3 separate regions of the Mus musculus genome follow, and regions 1 and 2 are each linked to region 3. A link is a loop called in an ENCODE intact Hi-C map of the cell type or tissue named here. Cell type or tissue: heart. All regions are shown on one strand. Region 1 overlaps Gucy2g (guanylate cyclase 2g). Region 2 overlaps Rbm20 (RNA binding motif protein 20). Region 3 overlaps Rbm20 (RNA binding motif protein 20).

Region 1 (8,000 bases), 1.4 Mb before region 3:
CAGTACTACACACCCCTACACAGTACTACACACCCCCTACTCAGTACAAGAAGCAGGCCATTCTCTAGCAGCCCTGGCTTCTTTCTTTAGATAGTGATACGAGGACAGTACACATGCTTTTTCTACCTGGGTATTGTTGTTTCTAGCCTCTCTTTGGTAGGTGGTAGGTAGATGTGTATAATAACCCATTCTTGGACATATAAGATACAGGCATGCACCTGCATCTCTGTTAAGCTAAGCATGAGTTCATAATGACATGGCCAACTTGACCTCATCACCATCTATAGCTCTCCGTCTTAACCATCAAGGCAGCATTTCTCATGGAACTGAGTCAGTCTCTCAAGAGGACCTCGGAGGAGTAACTGCACCATAGGCAACATAGTATCTCTGAGTGGCAGAATTGCCAGTAGCTCCTTTTGTCGTCTTGCCTTATTTCAGGCACTGTGGAGGCACCCCACTTTCTCCTGCCCTAGTTTTAGCAAAGTCACATACACATGGCACCATTAGACTCTTCCCTTTTGTCCCAAATCCCATTTCCAGCTTCTCTCATGTCCTGATTCACATATATTTTTTAAAGCAATTTTTTTAATTTCTTAAATGCAACTGTTACCCAACAGTGCCTGTGTGTCTGTCTGTCATCACACTGTCAAACAGCATGTACCCAAGTAGGTACAAGGTTCCCATGTACCTACTCAACCATCTCCAAAGCTCTCAGCCATATCCAGACTAGAGTTTGGTTTTCTCGACCTCATTGCCAGCTCATGCAGACACGCACATGCACACACACACACACTCTTCCAGGGCGCTCTCTGCTTAGTAGCATGCATTTGTTGTTCATTTATATTCTGCAACATAGTATTTTTATGTTAAGATATGTATGCATTACTCTCAAAATATTTTCTTTTTTAAAAGGTGGGAATGAAATCCTTAACAAATGCTGCTGGAAGCTGGACAGGGAAGGGAAAGGAAGCAGGTTTACAAAACTGGACAGACAGGGAGACAGTAGCCTTTTATTCATTAAAGCCACTTTTATGAAGCATGGGATACAAAGTTGCATGACGCACACTTTGGAGACTCAGCACCACATGCCTCTAGATTTGTGAGGTCACTCAGAAGGGGTCTGCTTTAAAAAGCCTCAGTTTGGAAACTGATGGGTCAGAGGTCGTGTCTACATTTCCACTGGACTCTTTACTTTTCTAGAAGGATCTAGAACACCTGTGCACCTCTAGATCATCCTGAAATTCAAATATATTGCTTATTTTGACTTTGCTTTTAAGCTGGAGGATGCCGTCACTATTTAGACAGTTGTGTCTTGAGTGATCAGACTAGCTTGCTTATCCAAACCCCTCATGGGTTTCAGAAATCATCAGCCGCATCAAAGACCCCCGGGCACCCGTTCCGCTTCGGCCGTCCCTGTTGGAGGATAAAGGTGATGGAAGGATTGTGGCCCTAGTGAGGGAGTGCTGGGATGAATCTCCAGAGCTAAGGCCCATCTTCCCTTCCATCAAGAAGACGTTACGAGAAGCCAGTCCCAGAGGGTAAGTTAAATGTGCAGTAGATTATTCCTTCTCCAATGTAGCCATTGGGAATTGGAAAAAAAATCATGTCGCCTATTCAACCCTCTCCAAAACTCTCAGCCACACCCAGACTATAATTTTGCTTTTCTAGACCTAATTACCAGATCATGTGCACACCCCCTTTCACACCAGCTCCCTTTATTTAGTCAGATGCACTCAGTGTTCATTTATGTTGTTGTAACAGTTTGTATGACTCTTCTCCCCCCCCCTACTTCCCTTCCTCCCACCCCCTTCCCTTCTGTTCCATTCCTTTCCTTCCCTGCCTCCTTCTCTCTCTCCTCCTCTCGTGGCTCTTCTCCATCTTCCCCCCTCCTCTCTCTTCTCTCCCGTCATCATATTTCCACTTAAAGTCCACCATATGCAAAGTTCTACACGCTGGCTCAGGTGGAGTGCTCAAGTGTTCTGTCCATTTTGTGAACGAGGAACAGACATTAGCAATGCCATGGGCCCATTCAGACATCTCTCATCAGTCAAGGCTTTTCCCCAGGCCATTTTGACACTGCCTTAGTATATTTTTCAAATTCTTATTCTAAGGATCCTAACTACTGATTTGGTGTTGGACAATATGATAAAAGTCACGTACCAACTCCAGATTATCACTGAATTGTTTTCTTCTACAGAGCTGAGTGAGGGTCAAATCCAGGGCCTCGTGTGTGTTCGGCAAGGGCTTACCACTGGGCTAACCCCAACCTTGCAGTTGGTTATCGAACCTACCTCTCAAATCCCCTTTACAGTACCAGCATCTTACATATCAGGCTGATAGTACCATCTAAAACAGTAGTTATTTATGTGTATGTGTGTCAGTAGATGCCAGAAGTTGGTGTCAGATTCCCGGGAACTGGACTTACAGTCAGTTGTAAGCTGCCTTTTTGGATGCTGGCAACCAAGTAGAAAGCACTGTTAACCACCAAGCCATCTCTCCACCCCCATGATAGTATCTTTTTTCTTTTTTCCTTTTTTTTTTTTTTTTTTTGAGACACATTCTTACTACGTAGCTCTGTCTGGCTTGGAACTCCCTAGGACCTCCCTATGTAGACCAAGCTTGACCTAGACTCATGGCAGCTTTTACCTCCCCAGTGCTGGCATTAAAGGTGCGCGTCACTACTCCTGAACTGGAGGCTATAATATTTAATACACATTAAATGTTTAACTTTAACTTGAGGAGGCAGAAAGAACCCTGGCTCGAAAGTGTTTACTTCTAATTTGTTCATTTATCTTGGTATTGTGGGGCTGGAGAGATGGCTCGGTGGGAAAGAGCACTGGCTGCTCTTCCAGAGGTCCTGAATTCAATACCCAGGACCAAGCGGTGGCTCACAACCATCTAATGGCATCTGATGCCCTCTTCTGGTATGTCCGAAGAGAGCTACAGTGTACTCATAAACATAAAATAAATAAATAAATAAATAAATCTTTTAAGAAATTAAAAGAAAATTGTTAACTTGGCATGGTTAACATAACAAGCCTGTGTTCTTCTCCAGGTCACAATAGTTTTTTAATTGCTGATTTTTATATTATCTTAATGTACATGAAATATCGGTACTAATGGTATAAAAATATAATGTTTCAATATATGTATACTTTGCCAACTAACATAATGTATCTTGGATTGGTAGATATGTCCTTGACTTTTTACTCAGACAATATGATCCCAACATTAAGACAAACGTATTTCCTACCTGAGTCTTAGTCTTCTCATCTAAAAGGTGAGCAGCATAAGCAACTTCATGGGGGGCATTTCTGGAATGCAGTCCCGCAGATCCATGCTGGGCAGTCTGAGAAATGTCCCAGTTTGCAGTCTGTACCTTTTGGCTTCGTTGTGACCATGGCAAGGAGCATGCTGGGAAGTGAAGACGAGTCATCCAAGTCCACTGTTGAATGTCTGCTGGCCGCCAGACTCACCCCTAGGCAGTTTATACACGTTCGCGCCCAGAAATCCTAAGAAAACCGCACACAAGGTACATTTTTCAGAGGAGTAAACTGAGGCCCAGAGGAACCAAGGGCGCCGCTTCAGCTCAGGGCCGGGGACTCGCTACTGCCACGGGCAGTCCTCAGTAGCACACCCTAACTAAGGCAAGAAATGTCTCTGTGGGATAGGTATTTAGGAGTTGTGTGTTCACTGTGGTCCGATGGTTCCTGGGAGAGCACGCTAACACGTGCGTTCTTTTAAAGCCACGTGAGCATCCTGGATAGCATGATGGGGAAGCTGGAAACGTACGCCAATCACCTGGAGGAAGTGGTAGAGGAGCGGACCCGCGAGTTGGTGGCAGAGAAAAGAAAGGTGGAGAAACTCCTGTCTACCATGTTGCCAAGGTATTTAGGAGCAGTGTTGGGCAGGCCAAAAACAACCCGAGGATGATAAGCTGCCCTGTCTTAGTGTCTCTGAGCAGGAAAAATATTTCTGTTGTGTGTAATAATTAAAAAATAAGCAATCCTTGCTATCGCCTGCTACTCTCCGGCTCCATTCCCGCGGTTCATTCCCGCAGTTTGCACAGTTTTCTGTCATCCAACCACTGTGGCTAGCTGTCATAAATCCCTGTAACCCAGTAAAACTCTAGAGGCTTGTAATTTATCAGTCAGATTTATATCAGTAAATTCTCAACCCACGAAATGCCCACACAATGAACTGAGAGCCAACCTAGACTGGACAAATTGTCCTGTATATTAATCCATCTTTCCTATGACATTCATAGCTACCTGTGATCTTCTCTGTTCTTCTGTCCCTCTCTGTCTCATCTCTAAAACTCTCAGCCCGCCTTCTTTTCCCACTGCCCAATCAGAGGCTTCTAGCCTTATCTTTGCCTGCCCTCACCCGCATATCAATAGCAATGCACATTGTAACCCGCGATAATGTGCAATGGGTTTATATAAAAAAAATTAACGCAACATATTTCCATTGTTCTTTTTCTAAGAGGATATCAAGCTTTGTAAAAGGGGGCCAAGCAGGGAGAGAAGGGGGGGGGGAGGGGGAGAGAGATGGAGGGAGGGACTGAGGAAGGGATATATATATATATATATATATATATATATATACATACATATATATGCATATGCGTACGTATGTATGTATATGTATGTATGTGTGTATGTACGTATGTATGTGCAAAAGTTGGCAAGTCGATTCACCTTATTAATGAAAACACAGGCAAACAAACCACAGAAAATTCAAGTGTGGTTTATGTGGAAAGTGGTGAATGCAGTAACAGGATATAGCCACTAGATGGCAGGCTAGCTTCATGTCTCCTTTGTCTAGCTCAGAATGTGCCTGTGGCATCAACTAAAAAAAAAAAAAAAAAAAGCTTCAACGTTGTTTCTCTTTCCACCTATGCATCCTCTGACCTCCAGATGGAAGCATTTACTTTTGAAATGTTTGTGCATTTGCATGTCACCAGAAGAGTGGAAGAGGGGAATATTTATTTATTTTCTTTATTTTGAGATAGGGTCTCAATATGTAACCATGGCTGCCCTGGAGCTGACTGTGTTGACAAGTTTGTCTTTGAACTCACAGAGATCCACCTGCCTCTGTCTCCTGAGTGCTGAGATTAATGGCCCATACCTTTCTAGAGCAGTAGTTCTCAACCTATGGGCTGTGACCTGTCCCCGATTTCCACCCTTTCCTGCGGATTACAGCCACCACTTAAAAATCTCTGTAGAGAAAACACCAAGTGAATAAATGCGTGTCATTAAGTCCCTCTATATGGCAAATTTAATAAGTAAAAACCTAGCTCACCAAAGCCGAAGGGGCTGCAGAGGGTCGGCTCTGCCAAGAGCCTTGGAAGCGGAAACAAGCATGAGTTTGTTAAGACCCATCTACCCTTTCTCTGATTTCAGCTTCGTGGGAGAACAGCTAATAGCCGGAAAGTCTGTAGAACCGGAACACTTTGAGTCTGTCACCATCTTCTTCTCTGACATCGTGGGGTTCACAAAGCTGTGTTCCCTCAGCTCCCCCCTGCAAGTGGTGAAGCTCCTCAACGACCTGTACAGCTTGTTTGACCACACGATACAGAGCCATGATGTATACAAGGTGAGCCGAGGTGCCCTGGGCTGTGATGCACAGACTCCCCATCTGCTGTCTCCAGGCTGAGGACAGACCACCTCTCAGCTCGTCTCAATCCATGGCAGAACCCCGATGCTTGATTTCTGTCCATCTTCTCCGGAAGGGTCTTGATTAGCCACAAATGTGCACGCTTGTCCGGAGTCACTGGGTGGCGGCTGCAGATGACTCAGTCAGTAAAGTGATTGCCTCGCAAACTGAAAGACTTGAATTTGATCATCAGAATCCATGTAGGAATAAGCAGGGCTTCGTGGTGCTAAATTCTCAGCCCCACGGAGGCAGAGTGAGGCAGAGTGCTGGGATCTGACGGCCAAGCATCTTCATTCACAGGCCAGTGAGAGAGTCTGCCTCAAACACCAAGGTGCACAGTGGCTAAGGAATGACAACTGAGGTTTCCTCTGTCCTCCACACTCGCACTGCATTGCTATGAATATCCGTTCTTTGCCCATTATTTTAATCTCTCTCTCTCTCTCTCTCTCTCTCTCTCTCTCTCTCTCTGGTTTTTTTCGAGACAGGGTTTCTCTGTGTAGCCCTGGCTGTCCTGGAACTCACTCTGTAGACCAGGCTGGCCTCGAATTTAGAAATCCACCTGCCTCTGCCTCCCAAATGCTGGGATTAAAGGCGTTCGCCACCACGCCCAGCCCATTATTTTAATCTCGCAGAAAAGATGTTTGAAAGGAGGCAGTGGCCAGTACTGAGTGTATGTCTTTCAGATCCTGGGAAGCTCAAAGCTGCTACCTTTAGATTTGTGGATCTCATTTTTGTTGGTATGATCCAGGCTAAGTGGGAGATAGCAGATATGGCCTGTACAGTGTTACACAAAGGGGCCATATAGACATGGTCCCCCAGAGTGAGAAGGAGATGGAAGAGTGTAGGGTTATGTGTCCCATGTCTGCTCTGCCACAGGGCTCAGCTGCTCGGGGAGGCAGGATGCAGGAAGTTAGACCACCCTTACCCACCACTGTCACTGGGTGGGTGCTAGGCCATTGGGAAGCCCCAGGACACTGCTCCAGGGTTTGGGGGTGGGGAAGCTCAGTCTGGGGGTCCCAGGCCTGCAATGAGGCCAGGGGCCGTTTGGTTCTCAGGCTCTTGGACACCTAGGCACTGTTGGGAGCTGCAGAAGAGCTGAGAGTGGAGTGGGCTGGATCTAGCCCAGGGCTTGGGGGAGGGGGAAAGAGGGAGGAGTGGTCCCATGGTGGGAGTTCTTGGCTTGATGGCAGCAGCAGGCTTGAGCTTGCCTTGGTTGTGGCTGGGAACATAGAGAGGCCTTCTATGGAAGATTAGATGGTGGGTCTATAGGTGAAAGCTTTCTCCATGGCTCCCCACAGTAGATCCTGATGAAAAGAGGTAGTCCATGATTTTGAGACATTTATTGTCATGGTGGAAAGTGGATGAGTAAGACTGTGTCCCCCCCTCCCTTCTCAGGGTGGGCCTGATGTTAAATACCTTTGGCAGGGAGAAATGTGGGCACAAAGCTTATTAGCTAAGCCCTCCAGACCTCTTGGTACCTCATTAAAATGGAGACCTGTCTTGAGTCTACATGACCACAGGTTACATCCTCTACCTGTAGAGGGGCTTGGAGCATTGCCCTTATGTGCCTGATGACCACAAATCTATGGGGGGCTGTGGCTAGTGACAGGCCTGGTGCATGGCAACAGGCAAAACGCCTACCATCCCTTCAAGATCTCCAGGGTTTTAAGCCTTAGCTCAACAAGGAACCAAGGTGTCTTTCAAGGTCCCACAGAGGACAAGTGGTGATGACGAGACTTTGTGTGTGTAGTGTTGTTGATGCTGTTCCCTGGGTTGTAAGACTTCTTTGTGGGGAGGGTCAGACCATGGATAGGGGAGTAGTATGTGTACTGTGTGCCTCTACATACCTTCTAGGCAGCTTCAACTGTTCCCAACTGTACACAACTTACTCATAACCCCATGCCTATCCCTCTCCCTCTACCTATGCCTTGGGGCTGACAAGATTTAGAAGATAGTGGGGCTGTGTCCCTGAGTGACAGACACTCAGCGGGCATCCCCTAGTATTCTCCACAAATGACAAGTTTTTAAGGGAGAAAGGATGGCACAGTGTGCCTTTAAGAGCTCATCTCCACTCCTGTTCTGCCTAGAACAGTGTCGCCTGGAACTTTTCTCCTAGCTCTCTCTCCCAGGGGCCCTTGGCACGAGTGGCTATCACATCGGGTTTTTAGTTATGAAGGTTGTTCTCAGGAAAGGAAAAGTGGTCTTGAGCCAAGTTAGACTTGTTGAGTAATGGACTTTTGTAATTTTTGGGTCAGCAGAAGATAAGTGTTGCCATGGGCAGTGTTCCCACTGCCTGACTAATATAGTGCCTTTCCATATCATCTTTGGGTTCTACTCGATAC
Region 2 (8,000 bases), 53 kb before region 3:
TGGGTATCAGGAACTGCGCAAAGTCAAACTGAGGATAAGGCAACCACTGCATTATGGGTAGCAGGAACTGCGCAAGATCCACCGAAGGTAGGGAAACCTGGGTCTTTCCACCCCGTGTGGCCAGTGTACGGGTGAATGAATGGCGCGTCCCTAGGCTCCCTGTAATCAGCTGTTTAGTCATTCCTGTTTACAGCCCAGTTCACTTTTTGGCATGATGCTGTTGCTGATGTCTTCCTCACGGTGTCGCAGATACGGCTGTGCTCTAAGAGTGACAGCTGCCGTGGTGTCAGAAAAGGCTGAGATGATACATTCAGATGCACTGAAGACACACGTTTCCAGAGCCTCTCTAGAGGATATTTTTATGCCTAGAACATGCTTAATTGAAACCAGGCACCAGGAGCAAGATAGTGGGAGAACCTATATCTATACCCCTGCAACTCGCTGTGAGCCACTTACTGGGTTTTCCTAGGACCGAGTTTGCTTGTCTATAAATCCAGGAGAATAAAATTGACTGCACAGACTTACTGAGAAGATGAAATGGCACGCCGCACATTATGTACTTTGCTATAATGCCCGACCTAAATGAACGTTTGTCTCCTCACTTGCTCCTGCTATGGAAGGATGATCTTAGATTGAGAAAAGATAAATATTGCTGGAATGATATGAGAGAATATCTATATTCTTAGGAAATCGAAATGAACGGTGTCTTCAAGATATTCTTAAATGATAACTCAGGGAAGAAAATGGCCACCAGACAGACAGAGACAGACAGACTGTGAGACACAGAAAAGAAGTGTGAGATAAATGGCCAGAGAGAAAGATATAGTTAAGTCCTGGCCATACAAGAGTCCCTCATGGCTTTTTTTTTTTTTTTTTTTGTTAGTTTGAAATATATTAAAAAGCATCAAACTTTTAAGAGGAGTTCTGTAGTAGAAACAGACGGATCTTAGGGAAATGCTTGTCTCTCACTAGCCTGAGTTTTGTCTGTGAGGTGCCGATGGGCTCAGTTCACACCCACCTCTAAGCTCTGCTGCTGAGCTCCTAGGAGACACACATGTGACAGGTGCTCTTGAGACTTTCCAGCCCAAGGTCAGATCCCTAAAAGAGCTAAGGTGTCAGGGCTGTAACCGAAGCCCTAATTACCAAGCTCAAAGGACAATCACCCTTTCCCAGCTAGGGGAGGCCTTAACCTCAGATGCCCCGTGTGGGATCAGTGGCTCAGGCTGTGTATTCTAGCGTGCTGGGGCTACTCCTTTGCCTAATGGTTCTTAGGCTGGATCCCAGACTTCTCAGCTTACCCACAAGTCTTTTATAGCTGGGTGGAAACGTGAAAAGAGCAAACAGACTCGTCTCTGAAGGTTCTGAGACCTTTCAGTGCCCTTTGGTGCAGGTAGAAACAGGCTCTGGGTCTGAGCACAAAGAGATTCTTTTCAAATACCTCAGAAATATACTAAGGACGTGGCTCAGGGCAGCAGGCCTTTAGGTAAGAGGAGTCTCTAGAAGTGTTTCCTGCAGCTACAGACACCTTCAGTAAACAGTTTTGGGGCTCCAACTGGATGTCTGTGGGCGTCCTCATCTCATATGGCAGAGTGTCTGGGAATCTGCCAGTTGTGTGTGTGCTAAGGGCACATAATGAGAGAGAGAGAGAGGTCAAATGTTTATTCTTCACAATGGTGAATCTGAACAGAACATGCAGATAGAACCAAGTGTGGACTCCAGCGCTATGTATCTTGAATTAACGTAGAGGGTGGACACAGATGGTGTTTGTATCAATTTTCTCAAACAGTTTATCGAGCATACTAGGTTTAACTTAAGAGTAAATCACTTCTACCTGTGCCAAGCATTTGTGTGTGGCTATTAAGTTGCTGCTGTTCTGAGCTACTTTATCACCGTAAACTTTAGAATCATAGAATGTTAAAACTGGAGGCCTGGCTGAGTGTGGTATCACAGGCTTTTAAGCCCAGCACTCAGGTGGCAGAGGCAGGTGGATCTTTCCGGTCTATATAGTGAATTCCAGGCCAGCCAAAGCTACGTAGTGAGACCCTATCTCAGAAAGAAAATAAGACAAGGCTGAAGAAATTGCTTAGTGGTTCAGAGCCCAGGCCATTCCTGCAGAGAACCTGGTTCAGTTCCCAGCATCAGTATGGCAGCTCACAGCTGTCTGCTGTTACAGGGGATCCAACTTTTCCTGGCCTCATGTGGTCACTGGGTATGCATGTGGTACACAATTACACGTGCAGGAAAGAAAAATGCCCATACACCTGAAAAAGGGAAACAAGTCAAATATAGATTTTTTTTAAAGAAGAAAATAAAGATGGTAAAATATAATGTGTACCATGATCTGACATTTAAAGTACCTTTTCTTGTTGAACATTCTGCAGATATAAGTTGTAGCAAATTTAGGTTGCCATCAGTTTTCTCTACAAAGTAGGATATATGTATGTATGTATATATATATATATATATATATATATATATATATATGCATATATATATCATATATATGTGTGTGTGTGTTAGAATTCTTTCTACATCATGGTGTATTACTTTATCCATCAGTTTTCCCTACAAAGTAGGATATATGTATGTATATATATGCATATATATATCATATATATGTGTATGTGTGTGTGTGTTAGAATTCTTTCTACATCATGGTATATTACTTTTGTAATAAGAAAAAAATATTGAAGATTTATTAAAAGGAAAATTGAAGATTCAGAAAATAAAGCCCACTCAGTTCTCCTGTCTTTTTTCTATCAGTCTTTGAAAATGCAGGCTGGTGGCCTGGGCTGAGAGGACAGGAGCAATGACAGAGCTAGGATAGAAACAGGAAGGCGACAGTTAGTGTGGGCCACACAGATCCTCATGCGCAGAGATGTAAGGGGACAGCCATGCTCTGAGCCATGGATTCAGAAGGGCTGACAGGACAGATAAACGTTCAAGAAACGCTGGCAGTCTGAGCGACAACCCACGCCTGTGGCCGTCTGCAAACTGCTTTCCTCAGCCTCAGTTTCCTGATTTATGGGCGCTGGGATAGAGGGTGTTGGTAAGAAAGCAAAATTAAAATGATGTCTACAACTGTGAACCCTACAGGATGGCCTTACAGCTACACCCAGAGAAAATATGTCTTCAGCGGGTGTGAGAAGCCAGTTTACAGCCCGAGGAGTCTGGACGGCCCTTGTAGAAACCTGATTACTCTGTTTATGACGACTCAGACAGCCAAGGAGAAGCCATGGCTCTGTCAAATAGCTCAGCCTAAGTGAAAAGCAACACCCATCCCTGGAGACCCTGAAGAGAGAGAGTGACAGGGGCTGGGGACACACAAATCACAGGCCACTAGCAAACATAGTGTGCAACTGTCTCTCCAAGGCCCCATCTCTATCAAAATAAACATGGGAAAGAGAGACTCAAGCGGAGCCAAGGCCAGTTCAGATTTAGCCCAGCTGCTGCTGCAGCAGCCGGCTTCTGTGGCAGTTTTAGATTTTGTGGCACTTTGGGTATGTTTTGCACTCTCCCTCCTCCAGCCCCTGTGTTGCTTTGTCCTCCTGCGTAGAAAGGGAGCTTTCAGAGTAGCAATGGGTTTTTGCTGGTGGTGGTCCACAAACAATAGTGCTCCCGCTGGGACAGAGTCTTGGTTACTGGTCTTGCTCAACAGAGTATGTTCCTGGAAAGACTTGCGTCAATGGACTCAGAAAGAAAAGACCCCGGTACAAGCCCAAGGCATGACTTCAGAGAGAAATGCGTCATAGCCCATTGTCTTTGGAGGTCTCTGTCAGCAGGGGGCAGAAGTCCATGACTGCTCTGAGGGGCTGCCCGGAGCCTTCACAGAGCCTGTGAAATAGTTTTCAATGGCAGCTCAGCTCCTCCGCAGGTTCAGCTCCTCAGCAGGCTCACCTTGTCTTCTAGTGTCAGCATTTTTACATTTCAGGTTTCCCAGAGAGAGAAACTGCCTGCCTTCGATTCCCCTCGTCAGAACAGGCCAACTGGTCTCCAGAACTAGACAGAAGAACTCCACTGAATAATAGCACACTGGTAATGTTGGACCTGGTGGGAGTCCCTGACCCCCCACGTATCCTCGAGGAGGTTCACGTGGCCAGCATGACGTCATAAAGCTTGCAATGATACAACCAGTCAAATGAAGCTTCTCCCCTCCCGTGGGATCTGCAAGAAGCACTCGGGATGCCTGTGTCCATCTTAGGAGCTGTGCTTCAGTGCAGAAGAACCCGAGGGTCCCGCAGTCCTGGAATCTTTCCCTTGTTCTATGGCTGCCCACGGCTAGGTAGGTCCCTGTCACATCTAACGTTGGCTCACTCTTCCTCCTCCTCTCCTCCTCTTCCTCCTCCTCCTGAGGAGCTTAGGGGTGAAGTGTAGGAAGAAAGAAGAGAAATTTACTAAGGCAAAGAGTCATTGTAAGGAGAAGACCTCTGAGAACCTGGAGGCAGAGCTCTGTGGCTCTAGGGCACGGTGTGGGGCTCCCAGATCCAGGTTGCTTCAACCTTAAACCACCTCCATTTTCCAGCACTGTTACCTCAGGAGAGGTACCAAGTCTCTCTTGGCCCCAGTTTCTCAACTATACAATAAGGTAATAATAGTACCTATGTATGGGGCTGTCTGGAAGACTAAATGAGCCCATATGTTGTAGAAAGGTAAACACAACAGACATGTTAGCTATAGTCTGTGGCATCTGGGATCTCCATGTCCTACCAGCTGTCTATGTAGAAGCATAGTGTTGTATAAGCTTCCCACCTCTAGCCATTTAGGAGAAGTGGTCCTCAGAGATTCGTTTGAGTTAGCACAGAATGTCAGAGCCATCACCCCTGCTCTTCATCACATGGCTAGAGTTTGCCTGGCTTGTACGGGGCCTCCATGGGAACCTCAGGTCACCCAAAGAGAAGCAGATACGACAAGCAGACCAGTATAAGGACAACGTTGGCACAGAAGCCTGGGCAGAGTCACAGCTAGCACACAGTGGTAGAAAGATTTATTACCCAGTAACAACCGTCGTTAGTTCCGTGGGTCGTAACTAGTTAGGACCGTGTGCAAAGCGTTGTCACAGACATCATCCGTGTAGGTGATAGACACTCGGTGGTCTATCACAAGCTGTGGGATGGCCTCATCCTCTGGCCTGGGCACCAGGCTAGGAGGCCATGTGTAACATGGCAAGATGTAAGGCATAGTACAAAGAGGTTACAACTCATCTGAAAACCTAGAATTTCTCCTACCTCTCAAACTCATCATGTGGAAAGTTACTATCCATATGTCCGTCCATAAAGGAATGGGGTTTTAGAGAAGTCAAATGACCCATCTGTGACCCACACAGCTCTCAGCTCCAGCACTCAGACCTGAATTTAGATCTCTGATTCCAAGGCCACAGGCTCAGTGGTCAACGCTGGAGGGCAGAAATGATGTGTGGGACAAACTCAGAACTGCCCTGCCCGTGGCTCTCACAGCCTTTTCTAATTGCCCCCAAAGGGGCTCAAGTGATACCAGCTCTCATTTTACACCCAAAGCTCAAGGAGACATCAGGGTGAAGGCTCTGACCCCAGACTGCTTGTCACCCAGGCCAGCCTCCTCCCAGCCTAGATAAGAGTACATGGTAGAAACCACAAAACTAACTTTAACTGAAATATGAACTTCCAGATAAGCACTCTTTCCTACTCAGCACCATGGATATACAGACATGGAGAGGGCAGCACGTGGAGACCTTCCCAGCAGAGCGTGTGAGAGGAGAGGGGAAGGAGGCCACAGCTGAGCCGCTCACCAGGCGTCTCTGACAGGGCTCGACCAGGGGCATTTGTTTTGATGGCAGGCGTGAGGGCAATAACAAAAAAAAAAAACATGAGAAGCTGAGAGAGGATGTCAGAACTACAGAAAAAGGAAGCCGAACCCTTAGGTCTTTCAAGTATTAAAGTGCTTATCACAGAGAAAATGAATGAAGGACAGAAAATGAGACCCAGTGCCACATCCAGGGAGATGTCTCAGCTAGCAACACTGTGGTGACAACCCAAGGTTGGTCCTTGGAATACACACAAAAAGCTGGTGTGGCAGCCTGCATCTGCCTCCTAGCTCTCTTCAGTCAGGAAGGGAGGTAGAGACAGGAGATGACTGAAGCTCACAGGCTAGCTAGCCCAGAGTGCACGGCAGCAGAAACAAGGGAGGGAGAAGGTGAGCACTGACTCCCAGAAGCTGGCCTCTGGACACACACATAATTCCAGCCGCACCCCTCGCCCTTCACACACAGTTAACTAACCCAGTCAGGATCCCGGGGATACTTGTCACTTTCATTCTTTGGTTCTAGTTTTAGAATCACACTCTCAGCCAAAGGGCTCCATGGCAATAAAATATTAAAAATTATTTTAAGGGCTAAAGAGATGGATGGCCCCGTGGCTAAGAGCACTTCTGGCTCTTCCAGAGGACCTGGGTTTGGTTCCCAGCACTGATAGCAGGCAGCTCACCTGATGCCTCCTGCTGGCCTCTGTGGGCGCTTCTCACGCACATGTCTTACACTGGCACAGACAGACATATACATAAAGAGTTTGAGATAGGACATGCTAAGACAGGGTTTCACTGTGCAGCTCTAGCTGACTTGGAGCTCACTGTGTAGATCAGGCTAGCTTTGCACTCATAGGGACAGGCCTGCTGTAGGGTCCCAAATGCTAGGATTAAAGGTGTGCACGACCACACAAAGCAATACTTTTTTTAATTAAGAACTTTAAAAATATAACAGCATGTGGCTCCCCCACTCCAGCACTGTGAAATGCTAGATAGTAAGTATCTTTGATTTTAGGATCTTATTGCAGAAAGCTCAACACTTATCATGGTATAATTCCAGCATTCGGGAGGCTCAGGCAGAACTGACATGAGGTTGAGGCCAACTTAGATTACACAGTAAGTACCAGGCCAAGCGGGGTCACACAGAGAGACCTCTCGCAACAGACAGACAGTAGTAAAGGAACACTGAGCATCTCTTCTGTATTTCAGTCCTAGTAAGATAGATAAAGCACCCCCTGGCCTCTGTCTAGGGATACTATTTGAACGACCCAACGGCCCAGCTTCAACCCAACCTTCTCTGCATCCATCTCTCGGCAGAGGTGTAGATGATGTGAACACTTTGGGGACAATGAGGAAAACGGAGGCAAAAGCTTTCGTACTCACACTTGTCCCAGAGGAAGCTGAAGGAAACACGGGGTTTGACTGAGCAAAGGCCCTCGTTGGAATGGCTGCATATGATGTTCCAAGATTTGAGGTATAATCTGAATGATGAACAATAACAGGTTAAAAAAAAAAAAACAAGAAGAAAAAGAAGAACAACCTAGTCACAAACCTGACCTTCAAAATTCATGACTTGGGGAGGTGGCTTGACTGACTGGTCGATGCTTGCCTTGCAAGCCTGAGGACCTGAATTCAGTCTGGAGAACTCACAGGAAGTAGCAGGTGTGGTAGCACTTGCTTGCAATTCCAGTGTTGGGGAGTCAGGGATAGGAGTACCTCTGAGGCTCACTGGTCAGTCGCCCTAGCCCAACCCATGAGCTGGGGACCAACCCAACAAGAGGCCGTGTCTCAACATGTACACGCATGCACACATGCACACACACACACACACACACACACACACACACACAGATGCATTTGTGCACATTCACACAGACACATGCATGCACACATGCACACACACACAGGATTCAGACACGTGGGACAAGAACACTGTATATTTTTTCTCGCTATAATTTTTAGTGTTTGTATGATTGTGCCTTGTGCTCACTGTAACCAGCACAGGGAGGGTCTAAAACACCCCAGAGAACTTTGTCGGTGTTGGGACCTGCTGCCTGCATGCGCTCAGGAGGCTCCTATCAGGAGAGAACTGGTCTCCGAGGTAGAACATAAACCTGAGGCCTGCATTCTGCTCCCAGCTGCCATCTGAGGGCCCCCTCCACTCACCCTCGTTTCCAGTGGGGTTATAAACAGCTGTGCTGTTAGCAGAGGCAGACAGTGTCCCC
Region 3 (8,000 bases):
CTAACCAAGCCTAGCACATCCTTCCTGACGTTGCCTCTGAGTGAGCTGGTCCTTGGCAACCTTCCTTCTTAGAGATGGTCTTGGCACACAGAAGACTTGCTGTCTGTGGTCACTCTTCGGCTGCTGGGTGCCTGCTGTTTTAAGCACCACCACTGGCTAAGCCTTCAGAGTCCCCACCCCCACCCCCAGGTAATACCAACCCGCCTGACACAAGGAACACTCATGTTTTTCAGCTTTGACTTGCCTTGCAGCTGAAAACTTCTCACGCTCTTGGTTGGCAAAACATAGCAGAGTCTCCTGTTGGTGGATCAATCTCAGGAAATGCCTTCAGACCTCAGAACCACTAATTCCCTGCTCCCCATTGTCCGCTCTCTGATGGAAAAACAAAGCTGGCTCCACTTTCTCCAACACTCACAAGGGAACATTTCATCTCTCTGCCTCAGCCACTGCACACCATTGAAAATGTTCAGAGCGGTGTTTTAGAAGGTCAGGTTGGAAAATGTGAGCATGTGAGATTACAGCTTAAAGAGTTTAAACAGGTAAAGGTAAAATGAGTGCTGCTTCTCCCGCAAAAGTTGCTTTTCTTGGTGTATTCAAGAACCAACAAGAAGCCAGGCAGTGGTGGCACATGCCTTTAATCCCAGCACTTGGGAGGCAGAGGCAGGCGGATTTCTGAGTTCAAGGCCAGCCTGGTCTACAGAGTGAGTTCCAGGGCAACCATGACTATACAGAGAGACTCTGTCTCCAAAAACAAAAAAAAAAAAAAAAAAAAAAAAAACAAAACCAACAGTCCTGTGTAGAGAAGAAGAGGGCGGCCATCAGCTGGGAGTTGAGGGAGGTAAATATGATGAAAGCACACATTACACACTTCTCCAAATGAAAATATAATGAAGCCTATTATTTAGAACAATTACACACGCTAATGAAGTTTTGGTTAAAGGTAAAAATAATATCCTTCCCTCTATCCTTCCACCTATCATTTTGTGGAGGCCTCAGGCGAGCCCGTGACCCCTGACCCCCAGGAGTGAGTTGTCCTATCTACAGGAAGGAACAAAAATGCTTTCCCATGAAGCTTCCCAGGATGAAAGTGCTCCCTTAAGGGCAGAGGACTGAACACTGGGACAGAAAGAGCTCTGTGTCCAGGGGGAAAGGGGCACCCCCATGTACCTCTTCACCTTAGGCACTGGTTTCTGCACCACCATGGCCCAGGGGGACAGCAGGATCTGAAGCGGCCTGAGAAGCCAGGGCCGCTGACAGACCAACCACAGGGGAAAAGGATGTTTTGTGTGAATTGGGTTTTTTTGGTTTTTATTTGTTTGTTTATTTTTCTTCTCAACTAATACTTAACTCTCTTCTCCCTGTTGATGCACAGCCAGTCAGAGACCATTTTCAAGAAGTCTCACTTTCTATTCAAAAATAAATACAGATGCTCCAGAACTTTCCAGAACAGTACCAAGGGGACTTGCCCTTAACATTCAGTTTCCTGGTGGCTCTTATGCAGAGGGTCCTCTACCTCCTGTGGCATTACCTTCTGTGGTCTTCTTTAGTTACCTCCGATCAACTCTTGGGTTAGTTTCTATTTGTTTTAAGGCGATAATATATCCTAACTAGAAGTTTATTTCTCTCACAGATCACAGAACAGCCTCTTGGGAGAAGGGAAGGCAGAGGCGGCTCGAAGCCACCGGCCATGCTGCATCAGCCGAGAAACAATGAGATGAGCGAATGCTGCTGCTGAGGCTACTTTCTTATCTTATAGTCCAAGGTCTCACATCCAGAGAATGGCTCCACCCACACCTAGGATGGGTCTTCCTCCCTCAGTTAATACCATCAGGAAAGTTCCCCACAGTATGCCCAAAAGGTCCAACTCCCAGGTGATTCTAAGATAGTGAATGCTAACCCTCACAACTCTGGTCTGAAAGCATCAAGTGGGAAACTCCAGGAGGAAACATTGTATTAGTTTTGAATCTGTACCTGAATGTGTACCTCTGAGTGGCATGATGAAATGCCCTGCTACCCTCCTGTGCCCTGCGCCAATGTGAACCATCCTTTACCCAGCATCTCCACACAGTATAGACTTCCTGCCTTAGGTGCCTAGTAGTCTTGACTGCCAGATCAACTCCTGGACTACCACACTGTTTGCCTGTTTTACTTAGTAATGCCCCAAGACTCAAGACTAATGAAGCTGGCAATTTCAATAGTTTATTTTATAACTGTTTCATTTTGTTTCTACTTATTATTGATCTCTTATGTGTTAAGTAAAACTTTATCAGCTGGGCAATGGTGGCCCACACCTTTAATCCCAGCACTTGGGAGGCAGAGGCAGGAGGATTTCTGAGTTCGAGGCCAGCCTGGTCTACAGAGTGAGTTCCAGGACAGCCAGGGCTATACAGAGAAAACTCTGTCTTGAAATACCAAATAATAATAATAATAATAATAATAATAATAATAATAATAATAATAATAATAAATAAGTAAAACCTTATCATAAGTATATATACATGTATGTGTGTATGTATGTATAGGAAAATGTACATGATGAGAGCTCAGAATTAGCCAGTGGTTCTAGGCATCCATGGAGCCTCAGAATGAAAGCTCCTAAGTAAGAGAGAATTTCTGTCATCAGATCAGTGAGACAAAGAAATTGTCATTGACAACATACCGTAGACTAAACTCTAGGACTTAATCAGATATCTTTACTTTGTGCACACACTATTGTTTCTAAGACTTGCACAGGTCATAAAGACAACATGGTGTAGAGTTATTTATACCACAGTAATAAAATCAATAGCTATAATTTCAATGTTCAGGTCATGAGTGAGCCCAATAGTGCTTGCTTTATTACAATGAATCTTTGTTCCCAACTCAGTGGGATAGTTGTAGCAAAATCACATGACACCTCTCTCTCTCTCTCTCTCTCTCATTCTCTCTCTGTCTCTGTCTCTCTCTGTGTGTGTATGTGTGTGTGTGTGTGTGTCTTTAAGGTACCATAATAAGGTGGTAACCTTATTTTACTTATATCTTATTTTATGTGCCCACGTGCTTATCTAGTGCCCTCGGAGTCCAGAAAAGGGCATCAGATCCCCAGAGCTGCACTTATGGATAGTTGTGCACATCATGTGGGTGCTGGGAACCGAACACAGATCCTCAGCAAGAGCAGCAAGTGTTCTTAACCACTGAGCCATCTCTCAACCCCATTTTTTGGTTTTTTTGTTTGTTTGTTTGTTTGTTTTAAGGAACAACATTTATTCCTTTTCCAAATGTTACCATAAATATAGGTGGGAAAGAGTGGTCTTAGCAATTAGAAGAAAAGGTAAAAATCCTGAGGTTTGGTTATTCTAAGTTATTTACAATGATGGGAGAAAAAGATAGCTATTTCACATCACAGACCTCCCTGCTCCCCTAGGCCTAATATTTGCTTACCAAGTTGAAAAAGAGGCATGCTTGACTTGCAAGCTGGAGGTCTGAGCTTGAGTGAGACATTTGTCCCTTTTCCAGCCCACAAGCCACCAGACACAGCAGGAGAGAGCTTTAGAGACACTCAGGGTTTGGAAGTGCAACCACCCCTTCTTCTGGCTTGTGGGTTCAGGGTGCAAGATAAACAAAACCAGCTCAAAATGAATGTGGAGGAGAACCAGCAAGCACTTCGTGCAGGAGTGGGCGGGAAAGGAGGAGGGTCTCCGGCATTTCCTAGGGAAGCCAAACGGGCCCATCTTCAGTTGGCCTAAAGAGGAAGACCTAAAGAGGTGGATGGGAGAATCACCCAGAGGGAGGAGAGAGGCAGTGCTGCGCCTGGGAGAGAGCAACAAGCCTCTTCCTTTCTGAAAACAAGAAGGCAGCCAGGTAGAGACCCAGGATTTGCATGGCTTTCAGGGTGTTTGAGGGTGGAATTTGGTGCTGTTCTTGAATGATGCAAGGCACATTGAACAATGCCTCCATCTGGTGGTCAAAACAAAAATTAAGTAAAGCAGAGACAGCTGTCCATTCGACCTCCAGGAGTTGAGTCACCCTTTAAATTTATGGCGGAGGTGGTACTTCAACACACCTGTACTGAATGCTGCTCTAGGGAATGTTTGTAATGACAGTAATGGTTGCCTGGAAGGTTAAATATAAGTGCTTCGAAGCTCTTCCCATAAGAGGGGAATCTACATTCCCCAGCTTTGATCTGGACCTGCATCCCACTTGGGTTTTGAAAAGGAAGACACGTTCTTCCGGTCCCAGGCGCTGCAGGAGCCGCGGGTTACCGTGCAGACACGGCCAAGTCCAAGAACCACACCACACACAACCAGTCCCGCAAATGGCACAGAAATGGCATCAAGAAACCCTGGTCACAAAGATACGAATCTCTTAGGAGGTTGACCCCGAGTTCCTGGGCAACATGTACTTTGCCAAGAAGCACAACAAGAAAGGCCTGGAGAAGATGCAGGCCAGCAATGCAAAGGCAGTGAATGCGTGCGCAGAGGCCATCAAGGCCCTGGTGAAGCCTCAGGCCATCAAGCCCAAGATGCCAAAAGGCCCTAAACTCAAGTGGCTGGCTTTCATCGCTCACCCTAAGCTTGGGAGGCGGATTCAAAGCTACATGGCCAAGGGTCAGAGGCTCTGCCAACCGAAGTCTAAGGTTCAAACCAAGGCAGGGGCCAAAGCTCCAGCTAAGGCCCAGGCTTCAACTCCAGCCCAGACCCCCAAAGGTGCCCTGTGAAGGCCCCATAGAAAAGGCTCCTGCCAGTGTGAAGACAGACGGACTGTTGTGACACACCTCCCCACACACTATTTGCAGATGACCAGTGTCCTATGCTGTTCTTACAAATAAACTCAGGCAAGATCTGTTAAAGGAAGAAAGAAAGAAAGAAAGAAAGAAAGAAAGAAAGAAAGAAAGAAAGAAAGAAAGAAAGAAAGAAGAGAGAGAGAGAGAGAGAGAGAGAGAAGAGAAGAGAAGAGAAGAGAAGAGAAGAGAAGAGAAGAGAAGAGAAGAGAAGGAAGACACAAAAATAAAGCTAACGTCCATGCCTTCAGCTTCAGCCGCGGACCACCCCAACCCCCTCCAACTTCATACAATGCTGTCTTGGAGCAAGCCCAGGCTAGCCTCTGAGAGTAAGAGAGAAGGGGGCTCCTTCAGTCTCAGCTGCTTCTAAGACTATAGACATCGACATAAGCAGCCCCCCAACCCTCCACCCCGGCTAACTGCTCCCCAACATGGCAATAGTGAGCCTATTCAAGGCCATGTGAAACCTACTCAAGCTATAGCCCATGGAATCAGGAGAAATAATGCATTGTTTTAAACCACTGAGTTGTGGGATAACTCAGAATGCAGCAGCCTAGAGCTGATACACACCCTCCAATTTAAGATGGAAAGCCTGTATGTTGGATTACACACTTAAGACTCATTATCAGAGCTGGGCGGTGGTTGCGCACATCTTTAATCCCAGCACTCGGGAGGCAGAGGCAGGCGGATTTCTGAGTTCGAGGCCAGCCTGGTCTACAAAGTGAGTTCCAGGACAGCCAGGGCTGTACAGAGAAACCCTGTCTCAAAAGAAAAAGAAGAAGAAAGAAAAGACTCATTGTCACTATTTTATACTGAAGTTAAAAGCAAGGCGGAATCGACTTTACCCCATGGTGACTCTTTACCAGGGAGGCAAGGCCTTAAGGCCTTAGTGGGGACAGAATGACATGTTTCCTGCCCTTGGGGCAGGACCAGTAAGTCAATGGCTGCGGGGCGGGGGGGGGGGGGGGGACTATAGAGCTTGTTTATACAATAAGGTACATATTTTACATTCCTCCTTCAAGGAATGTCCTCCCTGTTAACATTACTGACTCCATGATAACCAGAGAGAGCATGGTTCTTGGATGTGAAGGTGTGGCTAATATCTCAGCAAAAGGTTAAATGCTGGGACCTTTCAGGACAACCCTTAAGGCTGTGGGAAAGAACTCTAAAACATGGGTTCAAAATTATATAATTTCTCAACTATGCAAAATATAAGGATGCAATATGAATTATGAGGGGTTTCATGGATCTAAAGGAACAAAGGCAGCTGCTTTGTGAGCCAACTTGTCAGAAAGATACAAAACCCATCATAATATTCAAAGGAAGGCAGATTCCTGAGTTCAAGGTCAGCCTGGGACCAAGCCAATTTAGATAAATCCAGGTGTGGTAGAAATAGTAATTTCGGGACAGGGTCCGACCCAGCTAGCTTATTGTCTTTGCTTTACAGAGGCAGGCAGATCTCTGATTTTTTTTTTCAATGTTAAAAGAAAATGTGTGCTTGCTGTTTCCTAAGGATTAAGGGGCAAGGGTCAACGGATGCTGAATCATAGGATAATCAAAAGGAAACCTGGAGTAAATGACTGGATTGATATGTAAAATAGAAGACTGTAAGAGATGAGCTATCCAGAGAATTGAACTGTCTCCAGCAGAACAGAGAGAGAGAGAGAGAGAGAGAGAGAGAGAGAGAGAGAGAGAGAGAGGGACGGAGGGAGAGAGAGAGAGAGAGAGAGAGAGAGAGAGAGAGAGAGAGAGAGAGAGAGAGAGAGCTGTCTGGAGATCTCCAGAGAAAGGAGATCAGAGAGAAAGAAAGTAAAACAGAGAGAAAGCAGAGACTGGAAAGCTGTGGCAAACAGAGCATAGGACGCCACCTTCACCATGATTTGACTTTGAGCTGTTTGTTTCCTGCTCCCAGACACCCCTCCCTCAGAACCCCTCTCCGAGTTGAGGCTTGGCAACTCTTGGCTACTTTGTAAACACTGACAGTTGTAAGCTCTGACTTTGCTCTCCGGATGAGTTACATTATCATCCTTCATCCATCAGTCCATCACTGAACATGTTGAAAGGGGATAAGGTATGTGAAAGACCCACAACGTGAGGACTCCCCCACGTTCTGACTCAGGAGAGGCGACACCCCAAAATCACCCACAAGAAACGGTCTTGCTGCAAACTGCAAGAGGATTTTTTATTTAAGAGCGCTCTTGGGCCCATGGTCATACACCACACAGGGGTAGAGTACCATGGCGCCCCGAGTAGCTGGATAAGGGGGTATTTAAAGGAAGAAACCACAACTCAAGGAGGTGGGAAGGGCGTTGTTGGAAAATACCAAAAATACCAGTTAAGAGTCACAAGGAAGTGCAAAGTTACAAGAGTCACGAGGAATACCTGGTAATTGTGAGGGTTATTTCTCAAGACAGTTTCTAAGAGCCCCTAACAATAGCACATTTGCATAGCGGGTTCCTGCAATGGTCAGGGTGACTTTCTTTGAATGAGCAGTCTTTGAACCCAGGAAGCAGGTGCGGGGAGGAATGTCGCTATCTGTTTTATGATTAGCATACCTTCACAAAGACCACATTCCCAAGCCTGGGCCTAAAGGCCTAGAATTTTGTTTTTACTTTGTTATGCTTTCAGTATGCACTGATGATTTGACATTGAATTGGTTGTGATGACCCTTGGGATGGTCCTGGCTGTTGGAGGAACCAGAGGCACATCCATCCTAACAACAAAGTGGGTAAAAAGTTAGAATACAGAAGTAACTGCCCTGGGAACATGGTGGCTAGGGGGTACATTAGCCAGGATCCAGTGGAAGGAAGAGAAAGCAGGCCAGATTCTCTTAGTACAGGAGAAATTTACTCCAGGGAATGTATTACACACATGAGGAAGCAAACAGACAAGAGCCCTGTGTCATGTTTAGTCACTGCCAGAGATGCAACCCCAAGGAAGGGAAATACCTCTCTTGTCACAACCCACTCACTTCCTAGGATCTAGCTCTGGCTAAACTCAGCAGAAGCCCTGGACGTGCATCCTATAGGAAAGACTCCACAGGATGAGCAGAGCTTAATGGGCGTGTAGTTGACCTTATTCCATCCAAACATCCCTCCCTCCTCATCCCCACGCCCAAGGCAGAAGAATCCTTCACCCCGGGGCGATTCTAGCTTGCTGTGACTGTCAAGGATCGTTTCAGCACAGAAAGCAGGACTCCTTCTGCACCCTTCTCAGGGGAGCAGCCTCTCAACAAACATCT

The links. A loop is a pair of places that touch in the nucleus more often than their neighbours do. Peaks named below come from ENCODE experiments on the same cell type or tissue, not always from the same donor. Only the 100,000 strongest peaks of a DNase experiment are listed, where the experiment ranks them.
Region 1: a loop joins it to region 3, with 4 times the contacts of the local background. A loop is called at or near these places in 4 of 42 quality-filtered maps.
Region 2: it touches region 3 in a loop (5-fold over the local background); 11 of 42 quality-filtered maps call a loop at or near these places.

Annotation. Positions count from the first base shown.
Region 1 is chr19:55,203,750-55,211,749 of GRCm38, reverse strand. Gucy2g (guanylate cyclase 2g) reads left to right here. Exons shown (of 21, transcript NM_001081076.3): 15 at 1,361-1,538; 16 at 3,747-3,887; 17 at 5,406-5,598. Among named protein-coding and RNA genes, the nearest start is that of Mir6715, 15 kb to the right of the region's middle. In heart, a CTCF peak has its summit at 4,787 (motif pointing right); no DNase peak of the experiment used is centred here; H3K27me3 peaks cover 1,495 bases.
Region 2 is chr19:53,817,179-53,825,178 of GRCm38, reverse strand. Rbm20 (RNA binding motif protein 20) reads right to left here. Exons shown (of 14, transcript NM_001170847.1): 4 at 7,942-8,000; 5 at 7,159-7,256. Gm16299 (a long non-coding RNA gene) reads left to right here. Exons shown (of 2, transcript XR_877919.3): 1 at 1-87; 2 at 3,097-5,927. Among named protein-coding and RNA genes, the nearest start is that of Gm16299, 4.0 kb to the left of the region's middle. In heart, CTCF peaks have their summits at 236, 3,779 (motif pointing right) and 6,486 (motif pointing left); DNase peaks (open chromatin) are centred at 48, 1,138, 3,288 and 3,538; H3K4me3 peaks cover 674 bases; H3K27ac peaks cover 6,320 bases.
Region 3 is chr19:53,764,581-53,772,580 of GRCm38, reverse strand. All of the region lies in intron 1 of Rbm20 (RNA binding motif protein 20), which reads right to left. Gm30890 (a long non-coding RNA gene) reads left to right here. Exons shown (of 2, transcript XR_877920.2): 2 at 1,631-2,216. Among named protein-coding and RNA genes, the nearest start is that of Gm30943, 14 kb to the right of the region's middle. In heart, a CTCF peak has its summit at 3,940 (motif pointing left); no DNase peak of the experiment used is centred here; H3K27ac peaks cover 1,150 bases.